2 separate regions of the Homo sapiens genome follow, and region 1 is linked to region 2. A link is a contact called in ENCODE Hi-C or POLR2A ChIA-PET data. All regions are on one chromosome and are shown on one strand. The core of a region is the stretch at or near the end of the contact, and the rest is flanking DNA. Distances in the headings are between cores, read along the strand shown. Region 1 overlaps TTC19 (tetratricopeptide repeat domain 19). Region 2 overlaps NCOR1 (nuclear receptor corepressor 1).

What was found. A loop is a pair of places that touch in the nucleus more often than their neighbours do. ChIA-PET counts read pairs that join two places held with the same protein, here RNA polymerase II (POLR2A). Pooled maps may share reads with other maps.
Region 1: POLR2A ChIA-PET joins it to region 2 with 16 read pairs in activated naive CD4-positive, alpha-beta T cell. The contact joins two enhancer-like sites. A Hi-C loop is called at or near these places in 2 of 168 maps with a recorded cell type or tissue (HepG2 and left colon) and 1 of 50 pooled maps. POLR2A ChIA-PET finds 5 or more read pairs at or near these places in 7 of 52 experiments (CD8-positive, alpha-beta T cell, T-cell, activated CD4-positive, alpha-beta T cell and 4 more).

What each region holds. Positions count from the first base shown.
Region 1 is chr17:16,026,991-16,033,310 of GRCh38, forward strand. It overlaps TTC19 (tetratricopeptide repeat domain 19), which reads left to right. Exons shown (of 10, transcript NM_017775.4): 10 at 384-2,414. The coding sequence ends at 532. NCOR1 (nuclear receptor corepressor 1) reads right to left here. Exons shown (of 46, transcript NM_006311.4): 46 at 2,167-5,493. The coding sequence ends at 5,306. Among named protein-coding and RNA genes, the nearest start is that of TTC19, 30 kb to the left of the region's middle. RefSeq lists a silencer at 1,197-1,246. Within about 2 kb of position 1,286, at least 8 of the 41 ENCODE cell types and tissues checked have a DNase peak (open chromatin) inside an H3K27ac peak, as active enhancers do.
Region 2 is chr17:16,105,133-16,110,782 of GRCh38, forward strand. It overlaps NCOR1 (nuclear receptor corepressor 1), which reads right to left. Exons shown (of 46, transcript NM_006311.4): 19 at 3,654-3,780. Among named protein-coding and RNA genes, the nearest start is that of SNORD163, 45 kb to the right of the region's middle. Within about 2 kb of position 1,484, at least 4 of the 41 ENCODE cell types and tissues checked have a DNase peak (open chromatin) inside an H3K27ac peak, as active enhancers do.

The DNA of each region.
Region 1 (6,320 bases), core at 36-2,535, 78 kb before region 2:
GTTCAGTTACAATGTGTTTCTCACAGTGTGCTGGTGAAGCTTTATGACAGGAAGTATCATTTTGTCAGACATTTCTTAGTGTCAGCACACTATACCGATCATTTTCAGAAACCTGGGATGACAGGTGTATTACACATACCACCATTCATGAAATCTTGGGCTCATCAAAGTCCTCAGGATATACTGGAAAGGGCCGTTAGGAATCCCACAGCATTCAGTGGAGTTCCAGCCTGTCAGATGGGGATGAAATGAGGCAGCACCAGCTTGTCGCTTCATAAGCACACAGTAAATTAGCCCTATATCTGCATTCATGCTCTCTCTTCAGAATCACCTTGAAAACATACACTTTCTTCTTACTGTCCCTTCTCTCTGGGTTATTTTAGAACGATATACACAAGCAAAAGAGATCTACCAGGAAGCACTGAAGCAAGCAAAGCTGAAAAAAGATGAAATTTCTGTACAACACATCAGGGAAGAGTTGGCTGAGCTGTCAAAGAAAAGTAGACCTTTGACAAATTCTGTCAAGCTCTAAATCCATTTTTGTGTAGGGAGAATAATGTCTAGTAATGTGGAAGAATAGCTATCATTCCTGTCTCTGTGGCACCCGATCAATGGCTTAAATCTGTCGTTTTTGATATTCAGGTTTCCTCAATTTAGCCTTAGTGAAGGAGGGGTTGTACACACTGCCATTTTTGTATTTTAAAGGAAAAATGACTTTCATTCCCAACTGATTATGACCTTTCAGGATGTCGTCAAGTGATGCTTTCAGTTGTAACACGTGACTTGGTGCTGTCCCTGCTGGTCTAAGTAGAACTGTAGATTCATATGGGCTGGTGTTCCTGTGCGCTGTGGGTGTGGTGATTCAGCCTGGCATTTCTACCATAAGTTTTTGGTCTGCTGATTTGCTGCCCTGTCTTCTCTTACTTTACTTTATCAATACCTGGCAAACTGACCAGAATTACCTTCCTCATGGCAAAGGGGGATTATGGTGAATTGTTGTTCTTATAGTCTGTTTCATGAAGCACAAGTGGAATTTAATACATAAAAGAGAAAAATATCTTAGTTTGCTACCAGCATCCAGCATGAAGTTGTAAAGTGGGGATTAGGCACGTGACAGTATAGCACCCATTTGAATTTAAATAAAAGTGAACCATATTTATCTGGTTATATAAAACTAAAAATGGGGGTGTTTATATAAAACTAAAAACTAAGAATGATGTAACCTTTTGTCTGTGTTATCTGAACACTCTACTTCCTTTGCAGCCTTAGTCACACAACTGAGTCATCTCAAGTACTCTTTAAGGACACACAGCCCAGGCTGTTCTGAGTCAGAATAGGCCCCTACAGGTATATTTTAAAACTCTTCGTAATTCTAATGTGTACTGCTGGTATAGCTGAACTACTGACCTGGATCTTAGTCCTAGCCTTTTTGCTTTTGCAATTTCAGTATCTTCATCTCTAAACTAGGGAAACACTGGGATTCTTTCTTAGCTGTGGGGGAAGGTATTTGGTTAGATGACTTTGAATGAATAGACTGCTGTGCTGAAAGAGCTTTATCACACTGTCTCAAAGTATGTAAAGATACATAGGTGGATGCTCTTACTGCAGCAGTCATGAATACATTTTTAGCCATTTACCTAAGGAAAAAGACAGTTTTTCTAGGTACCATGAAGGAAGATTGACCCTGTTGGTATGCCTGTGGGGGTGGGATGTGAGTGGGACTGATAAACTGATACTTTTGGTTCGTATGTACATACTGGAAGAATCTTCATAATAAATGAGACTACACAACAATATTGTATGTATCCCAGTAATCTTTGCATTTCTCAAAAAAAAAAAAAAAAAAAAAAAAAAAACTTTCTGAAGAAAATAAAAACACCAGAAACCTTGAGGTCCAAATCCTCAGGGATTAGACTAAAACTAGAGTTTTGTATGTTGCAGATGTAAATTTCTTCCTATTTTCTGTCTAATCTCATATTATTTACCATGCAGCTAATGCCGTTTACCAAGTCTAGCTCAGAGAGATAAGATACAATATAAATCAGACTGTTTCAGTAGAAACCAGTATTAACGTATGGTGATTTCTTAAAAAAATTAATGTCAACCACTCACCTTTTGCATTGAGAATGTTTTTACCTTTTCACAACTGCAGGGGTTACTGAAAGGTTTTTCATTCCAAGTTTTATTTATTTATTAATTTTAAATCATCCACAGTGACTCAGCTCATGGTCTCGTTGTTGGAAACACTAGGAGTTTTCAGGACAGTCTCTTCATGTGGGTGTTTTCATTACAGTTCATTTACACTGTTGTAAAATAAGGTACTGAAGCAAAAGGAGGACTGATCTCCTTTACTGATTGGTCTAAATTCAAAAGTGAATTGGTTAAAATCGTGTCATTAAAATTTTTTAACTGTCCAATGGTCACTGGAGTTTTCTGGGCATAAATATTTTTAAAATAGAATCACTCAGTGTACCAAAATTAAAAGCATTATGAAATTTGCAGTCATAAACATGCAGTGGAAAACTGGCTGTCAGAATACTTTTATGAAGAGTATTAGGAAGACCTTAATTTAGTTCTGGGTGCTAAAAAAATCACGTGTAAGGATATAGTGTCAGAACACTGAAATCTAAGTCTACAAAGAATATCATGTTTTGGTTTGCAGTGAACCACAGTAAGTTGTCAGTGCTGCTCTGTGCTTACCACTTAAATCATGATAAGGTGAACCTCCATAGGTAAACCATGTGAGAATTCTGTCCTTTCATTTATTTTGAACCAAGAACTATTATTGGATTTTAACTCTCATTCTGAGATTTCTTCTCCAGGTGATGGTAAATAAAGTAATACGCACATGCATTATGATGAGGATGGAGGGAGTGGTTCACAGCACCTCACCTTCGGGTCCTCAGGTAGAACTGCAAGAGTAAGAAGTTAGGCTCTGATCTGACATGTTCTCAGAAACTATACGGTTGACCTTCAAATAATGCAGGAGTTAGGGGCATAGACCCCCTAAGTAGTCAAAAATCCACATCTAACTTTGACTCCTCCAAAACTTAACTACTCATGGCCTACTGCTGACCAGAAGTCTTACGGATAACATAGTCGATTGACACATATTTTGTATATGTATTATATACTGTATTCTTACAATAAAGTAAGCTAGAGAAGAGAAAATGTTTGTTAAGATTATAAGGAAGAGAAAATATATTTACTATTCATTAAGTGGAAGTGGATCATCATGAAGGTCTTCATCCTTGTCATCTTCATGTTGAATAGGCTGAGGATGAGAAGGGGTTGGTCTTGCTATCTTGGGTGGCAGAGGTGGAAGAAAATCCATGTATAAGTGGACCCACACAGTTCAAACCCGTGTTGTTCAAGGGTCAACTGTATTCTGACTCAGAATAGCTTAAGACCCTCAGGGTCATAGAAAAATACCATCATAATCTCTTTTATGGTAGGTTGGCAATATAAATTATTAACAAACTCTAAAATATTACCAGTACCTGAAAAAAAAAAATTCAGCAGAAAACTGTGAAGTGGAACATTTAGTCACTGTTTTTCATTCATTTTGAAATTTTTATATGTTTACATATATCTGTTGTAAAAAATACCAACTTTCCAAGTACTAGGAATGCTGACCACTAAGCCTGATCTAAAGTTTATGTTGGGGACCTCAGGTATACAGGAGTGGAACAGGGACAGGAGTGAAAGCTTTGACTGAAGACAAATGTGGGCTTATGGCCTATCTCTGTCACTAATTTAACTATATGGGCAAAGTACTAAACCTGTGTCTTCATCTGTAACATAGGGATTAGACACCAGTGATAGGAGGGTCTTGGTCAGTAGCTAATCACAGAGCTGCTTCCTTAAAAGCCTTGAGTACTTTTGTTTAAAAGTTTAGGTCTACTTGAAAGTCTGTAAAGTGCTAATTTTTATCATCCTGAGAGATCTGTTTCTCCCCTTTCCAGTTACCAGTGGCATTCTCCCAAAACTGTTAGTATCTATGTTATAGAAAGATACTTAAATGCTATGATAAATTGTATGAAAAAAACTTTAAAATTCAGCAAGCAATTCTTAATGAAAGATAAAACTGGCCCTCTAGTACCATAATTAGTTTAGAATTCAGTCTTTTAAATTATTTGCACCTTGAGACTCTGTGAAATGAAAACATTTAACAGTAAACTCTTGTCCCAAGGGAGCAAAGTGAGAGTAAATGCTGGTCCATAGTGATGGGGAAAAAGGACTGTGTTCACCATGAGTTTTTCAGGATGCAGCATAAAGCTTATCTAAATACTACACAGATCATTATCTTTTAACCCAACCAATCATATATTCAAACTAAGGGAAAAATATGTAAGCTTTTCCTTTGGAACCTGAGACACCAGGAGCCTTAAACCACAAATAATCTACTGTAGCTATGGACAGGGTAGTCAAATTTATTTCAAAACAAAAGCTTTGTTGGGCTGCATCAAATGCAGGAGAAAAGGAATACTTAGGGGCATGGTTAAATTACCAGTGTGCGTAACAGTGAGGTATGCCTCAAATAAGCCTTTAAAACTTTATAAACTGAACTAGAACATACCCATGCAGTAATATTTTTTCAGTGCTACTAATGAAAAAAAAAAATTAAAGCCTGCACTGGAAATTTACAATATGGCAGAATTTGTTACTTTTACCTTTTGACCCTAATGTACAGATTTTATGACAGGGTCTGTGTTAAAAATCTAAACATTTTCACAAGATTTTAAACATCACTGGAAAGCTGAATTTAGAGGAAACAATATCAGATAAAAGTACAATGCCCGTGACAGCCAACATTATGTAACTGGGCTGTATGAGGTTGTTTAGAAGGCTAGGGTTAAAAAGATAGATAGACAAAAAGATTTTTAAAAATCACCCCCAAAGTTGATGCGCTGATTTGAACATAAGTACACCAGATACTACAGCAAGGGGATATACACTGCAAAAAGGTCATCTATTTACAGAAGAGTGATTTAAAGACATTATGGTTTTCTTTACAGATGTAAGAACAGCAACTGTTCACTTTTTAAAAACTCTACATCTCAACCCTCCACTATTATTATAGTCCACTGAATTGCCTGTATCAAAGGCAGTTTTTTGTTTGTTTTTTTCCCATTTGACTCTCCAAATGAACTTCCATCATTTCTTCATCATCTGTGGGCTGGCTCTCCTGAAAAGTCTCAGGGAATAAGTCACAGGAGGGCAGGTTTTTGACCTGCTACTAAAAATTAAACCACAAAAACTAGAGATCCCTCTCCTGCACCCTGTTCCCCTCACTTTGTGCAGTTCAGTCATCACTATCCGACAGGGTCTCGTACTGTGCTGAGAGCAGTGGGGCAGGCTCTCGCTCCCAGATCCTGTTCTGTTGGTGAGGAGCTGCTTGGTTCACCGCAGAGGGAGCACATGCAATCGGTGTTGGTGGAGTACTGCTGAGCATCCGCATAGTCAGAGGGTTATAAGGAAACTGAGTTGAGCCTGACAAAAGAAAAATTAGGTTTTCATTGTCATGAACATAACTGGTATTTCATCCAATCCAACTTTTGTAGGATGGAGTAGAATAGGATTATTGTAAAATGGTCATGTGACACCATGAAAGCAAAATGAATACAACACGGAATGGCCAAAGTCTCACCACTTAAATCCTAGCCAATGATATATAGCAGTCAGTGCGGGTCCAAAAAAGAAGAGTAACATGAGTAGCATATGAGTGAGGGCTGCTGAGCCCAGAAGAGAAAGCCCAGGCTAGATTTTTAGTTAAGTCTATATCAGATGTTTCCATGGAGAATCACAGAGTCAGGTTATAGCAAGAGCTTTCTTAACTCTTCAAGAGAAATGCAAGAGTATAGTTCTCAGACGACAATGGACAAGTACCCAGGAACGTCTGCAGACTGAGGGGCAGCAGGATGCAAGTCATCTGCTGAATCTCACTGGGCAGATTTTAAAGTCTACAAGATTGAGAAATGAGGTAATTAATGAACACTGCTACCCTTCATCAGTTTCTAGATGTTTAACTGTCCCCAGAAAGCCTCCTACAGCTTAAGAAAACGCAAAAACAGGCTGGGCGCAGTGGCTCACGCCTGTAATCCCAGCACTTTGGGAGGCCAAGGTGGGCAGATCACCTGAGGTCGGGAGTTCAAGACCAGCCTGACCAACATGGAGAAACCCCATCTTACAAAATTAGCCGGGTGTGGTGGTGCATGCCTGTAATCCCAGCTAGTCGGGAGGCTGAGGCAGGAGAATCGCCTGAACCCAGGAGGCGGAGGTTGCTGTGAGCCAAGATAGCACCATTGCACTCCAGCCTG
Region 2 (5,650 bases), core at 234-2,733:
CTGAGATGGGAAAGTATTACAGAATTTGGACTAGAGAAGAAACATGATTTGATTCACATTTTGGAAGAATTACTTGGGCTGCTGTGGAAGAAAAAACAGAATGGACCTTGTCTCTACACAAAATAAAAAAGTACATTAGTCAGGTGTGGTGGTACACGCCTATGGTCCCAGATACTTGGGGGGATGAGGTGGGAAAATCGCTTGAGCCTGGGAGTTTGAGGCTGCAGTGAGCCACGATCGAGCCACTGCACTCCAGCCTAGGTGACACAGCGAGACCTCATCTCTAAAAATAAATAAAAAGAATGGAACAAAAAGAAGCAAGAGACTAATCAAAAAACTACTGCAATGAGGGCTCCTCAGAAGCAGGGTAGGAGCAATGGAGACAAGGATCCAATTCTAAAGAGACTAAAGAAAACCTAATTTATTGATATAGTGAAAGACCAGAGGGAAAAGCAGCTTGTGGTGGTAGAGACACATGAGTTTGCTTTGGCTGTTAACAACAAGATGGCTCTTAGGCATCCAAATGGAAATACTGTAGGTGATCAAATATATGAGCCTGGAGTTCACATGAGAGTTCAAGTCTCCAAAAAACAAACAAACAAACAAACAAACAAACAAAGACAGACAAGCAAATAATTCAGAAGAGTACCTCACATGTAGTAAGGTTTTAATATATGGCAGCCATGGCCAGGCGCGGTGGCTCATGCCTGTAATCCCAGCACTTTGGAAGGCCAAGGCAGGCGGAACACCTGAGGTCAGGAGTTCGAGACAAGCCTGACCAACGTAGCGAAACCCCATCTCTACTAAAAGTACAAAAATTAGCTGGGCGTGGTGGCAAGTGCCTATAATCCCAGCTACTCGGGAGGCTGAGGCAGGGGAATTGCTTGAACCCGGGAAGCAGAGGTTACAGTGAGCTGAGATTGCAACACTGCACTCCAGCCTGGGCAACAAGCGCGAGACTCCATCTCTAAAACAAACAAACAAACCAACAAACAAAAACGGCAGCCATTATCATTACTGAAAGATCCTACCAAAGCATTGAAAAGCTAACAAAAAGCCCAACTTAACCTTCATTTCTGTTTATATAGTGGTAGAAAGCCCCAAATCCAAGGGCAAACTAACAAGGCATTTATCTTCAAAATATTAGAAGACATGTTAGTGGTTATACAGCAGATGATATCATTTGACATAAGCACTTTTCCAATTTTCTTCTTCCAAGCCACAAAAGAGTAGGAAGGTTTCCAAGGCATAATGTTTCACCAAGCAGTAGCCAAACATGAGTATCTTTTTTTTTCCTAAAAATACAAAAAAAAACCTTAAAGAATGATGTAGAAAAAGAGAACAAGAGCAAATCCAAATTTTGGTGAAGTTTGGTCTGATTTAATTCTTCTAATCATGAAAGATACTCAAACACTCAGATGTGTTTTAGGAAAACAGATAGAGGAACCCTCCCTTCAGCAGCTGCCTTCGTTCTTCAATTGGCAAGAGACTTGCCACACAATAAACAGTGCATCTGTGCTGTCTCATTGAGATTAGGAATAAGTATGAGATCACAGGTCACATGAGCTGCATTTATGTTCTCTTCTTGACACTTTCCAAATGAAGCTAAGTCAACAGGAAGAGAGAGCCTACAATTCTACTGGGAAAATCATTTCCTCTTAATAGGAAACTCTTCTAGATGATTGAGCAGATGTGATGGTGCCACCCTACACTTGATCAGACATATATATATATATATATATATATATATATTTTTTTTTTTTTTTTTTTTTTTTTTTTTGAGACAGTCTCGCTCTGTCGCCCAGGCTGGAGTGCAGTGGCGTGATCTCAGCTCACTGCAAGCTCCGCCTCCCAGGTTCACACCATTCTCCTGCCTCAGCCTCCCGAGTAGCTGGGACTACAGGCGCCCGCCACCATGCCCGGCTAACTTTTTTTTGTATTTTTAGTAGAGACGGGGTTTCACCGTGTTAGCCAGGATGGTCTCAATCTCCTGACATCGTGTTCCGCCCTCCTGGGCCTCCCCAAGTGTTGGGGTTACAGGCATGAGCCACTGCGCCCGGCCCAGATAGACATATTAATACCAGACTTGGGCTTTGTTATGGACTGCATTGTGCCCCTCCCCACCAAAATTCTTCTGTTGGAGCCCTACCCCCCAATGTAACTGTATTTGAAGACGAGGCCTTTAAGGAGATGACTAAGGTTAAATGAGATTATAACAGTGGGCTCTAATCCAGTAGGAGTTGTCTTCATATGAGGAAGAGACACCAGGAGTGCGCACACCCAAAGGAAAGGCCATGTAAGGACAAAGTAACAAGGCGGTTAGCCATCTGCAAGCCACAAAGACAGCCCTCATCAGAAAGCAACTGTGCCAGCACCTTGACCTTGCACGTACAGCCTCCAGAACCGTGAGAAAATTAATTTCAGTTGCTGCAGCCACCCAATCTGTGGTATTTTGTTATGGCAGCCCAAGGAGATTTATTAACCTCCAGCCTTCATTAACATTTATAACCCCAGGGAATACTAGCCACCAGAAACAAACCCATTAAAACCAAGAGACTCTGACAACCTCTCTAGAAGTGCCATTAACACACCAAACTACCTTCCCTGTTTGCAGCACTCTTACCCTACCCTCGGGTGGGACTTCTCTAATACTCTCTCTACTCTTGTAAAGATGACCTCATTTTTCACAAACCCTCCCAAAAACAAGTTTAAGGTTAGGGGTTGTTCAAAGCCAAAACCCATTTCAATACAAGTTTAAGTTTAAAAGACAACAAGAATAATCTATAGGAAAAAAAAAACATGGAATCTAATATTACTAAACCTGGAGGATGTACAACTTTTAAAGCTTATACAAAATAAAGACCCTACACAGAAAAGAGATACAACTCTAATTACACAAACTTTAAACAAAAGTAATTGAAAAGGAAAACAAAAAGAAAATGATGGAAAAAATTATCTGCATATACAAAACATGAACATGTTTAATTTATAATATATGAAGAGCTACTAAAAGCATTATAAAAATCCCCACATCAGAAGCAATTTCCAAAAAAAAAAAAAAAAAATCCACAGAAACTTTAATCAGAGTGTAAACTGAAATAAATTAGGTATCTTTTTTCTTACCAAAAAAATCAAGAAAACATTTACCTTTCCATGAACTTGTCATTAGTTTAAATGACAAAGATACATTATTTCTTAAATTTCCTTAAGTTTCGTGTTTTTTTTTTCTATCGGTGCTTCTAAGGTCACTAATTCTTTTTACGTAAAAACATTACTACAGTACATATAAATCTCTGTAAAAATATGAAAATAAATCAAACTTAAGCCAATAAAATAAAGAGAAATGTAACCAACTATACTAACTGAACAAATAAATGTGGCAATGACACAGACACACAGGTATTTTATTGATGTTGGCACTTGATGTCTGAAGCAGGACTGCCATTTCCAAGATCTTCTGGACCATCCTAGGTGCTACATAAATATTTGTTGATTAAATGAATAAAAACATTATGTTCAAGTTTGAAGTCTCCACACCATGAAAACACTGGCACACTGTTTCCTCAATGAAGCAACTCCTACACAGTCAAATGACTAAAAATTATTTATTCTGGATAGCAGATGTCACAACTAAATTTAAAATTTTGAGATACCTTCGCTGTCTTCTGGATTTTCTTCTTCATTGGAGGCTTCAATATCTTCATCCTCCTGAGCAGAAACAGTGGAAGCGACACTTTCACATTGAGACACATCTCGCTCTTCACGAGGTTTTCGTGAAGTCTAAAGGAGGAAAGAGTATTATTTGATTTAAATAACTAAAAAGAAAAAAAAATTCATTTCTGAAATAATGTAGAACATTGATAAGCACACACACACACCAGACAAGGAGGTCACATGTTTGACAATAGTTCTGGTTAAAGTGCAGATAAATACCTCTCCATAATCACTAACTGGCCAAATTTTGTGTAGATGGCTCGCCTTTATCAAACTAAGCAAAAGTTACATCTGATCCACTTTTGGAATTACTCACCACTATACATGTATAAAAAGCCAAAAATCACATACCTCCATGCTTTTTACTCACTCCAGATAATGTTATCTAATAAAAACAATATATATATATTTTTTCTAAAGATAATATATACCTTGAAATGTGGAAGACATAACACTACAAAAATCACTGCTCATTATTCCAACAGTAAGAGATCCTAAATATACCGGTACATTTCCTTTCAATCTTTCAGAGGCATATACATGAATATAAATATTTATGTATACATGTAAACACAACCAGGAAAGCCCTATGTAATTACATATTCACTTTTTTAACATAATGTAGCCATGAGCAGAACATATCACTGTTACAAATTCTTCCTAATTATTGTTATTAATGATCCCATGAAAACATTATGTTGACATAATACTGACATATATTATGTTGACATATAATTAAAATTCTCCTATTTTAAGGCATTTTGGTAATTTTCAATTTTTGGTATAAATAATGCTGCAAGAAACTTCCTTCACTAGCATTAAGAATCACGCAATTTTATAAGCAACAACTCATCATTGATATTACTACTGAATTTCTTTTTACCACTCAATTTATTTTTCTTTTTTGAGACAGAATCTTGCTCTGTCACCCAGGCTGGAGTGCAGTGGCAGGATCTCAGCTCACTGGAACCTCCACCTCCTGGGTTCAAGCAATTCTCTGCCTCAGCCTCCCGAATAGTTGGAATTACAAGCACCCGCCACCAGGCCCAGCTAATTTTCATGTTTTTAGTAGAGACGGGGTTTCACCATCTTGGCCAGGCTGGTCTTGAACTCCTGACCTCGTGATCCACCCGCTTTGGCCTCCCAAAGTGCTGGGATTACAGGCGTGAGCCACCGCACCCAGCCAATACCACTCAATTTCTTTTACTATAAAAAAGCACAAATTCAGCTAAGCATAGGAGCTCATGTCTATAATCCCAGCACTTTGGGAGACTGAGGTGGGAGGATCACTTGAACTCAGGAGTTTGAGATTAGCCTGCGCAACAAAGTTGGACACCTGTCCCTACAAAAAATAAAAAAATTAGCTCTGTGTGCTGGTGCTCTCCTGTAGTCCCAGTTACACAGTAGACTGAGCCAGGGAGATCGCTTGAGCCCAAAAGGCTGAATCTGCAGTGAGCTGTGATCATGCCACTGCACTCCAGGCTGGGTGACAGTGAGACTCGTTCAAAAAAAAAACAAAAAACAAAAAAACAAAAATTTTTTTTAATTCCTTTTTAAAAAAAATTGTATGCTCCCTTCTGCAAAGTATGTTTATGCAAAATTGCTCATTCTTCTACTGGGGTCGCATATACGTAAGAGTACATGTGTACACATTTAACTATAAGACGTTAGCTATTTACATTATATTTATAACTTCATGTTACTAAATAGAAGGCTTAATATCTTCTGTGTTTGCAGACCCAGGGTTCTGGAAGTCCCAGCCCTGATGGTCCTCTGTCTTGTGCCCCTTACAGAGCCTACGTTTCACCTCATATGAGCTGTCAGCCTCTCCCAGTGAGACTCCTCAGAAGAGGAAAATATACTACTGCCCTGTTAAAAATTACCCGTACATCTACTCAACATTCTCATGCGGATGATATTTAGGATCCAACTAAAA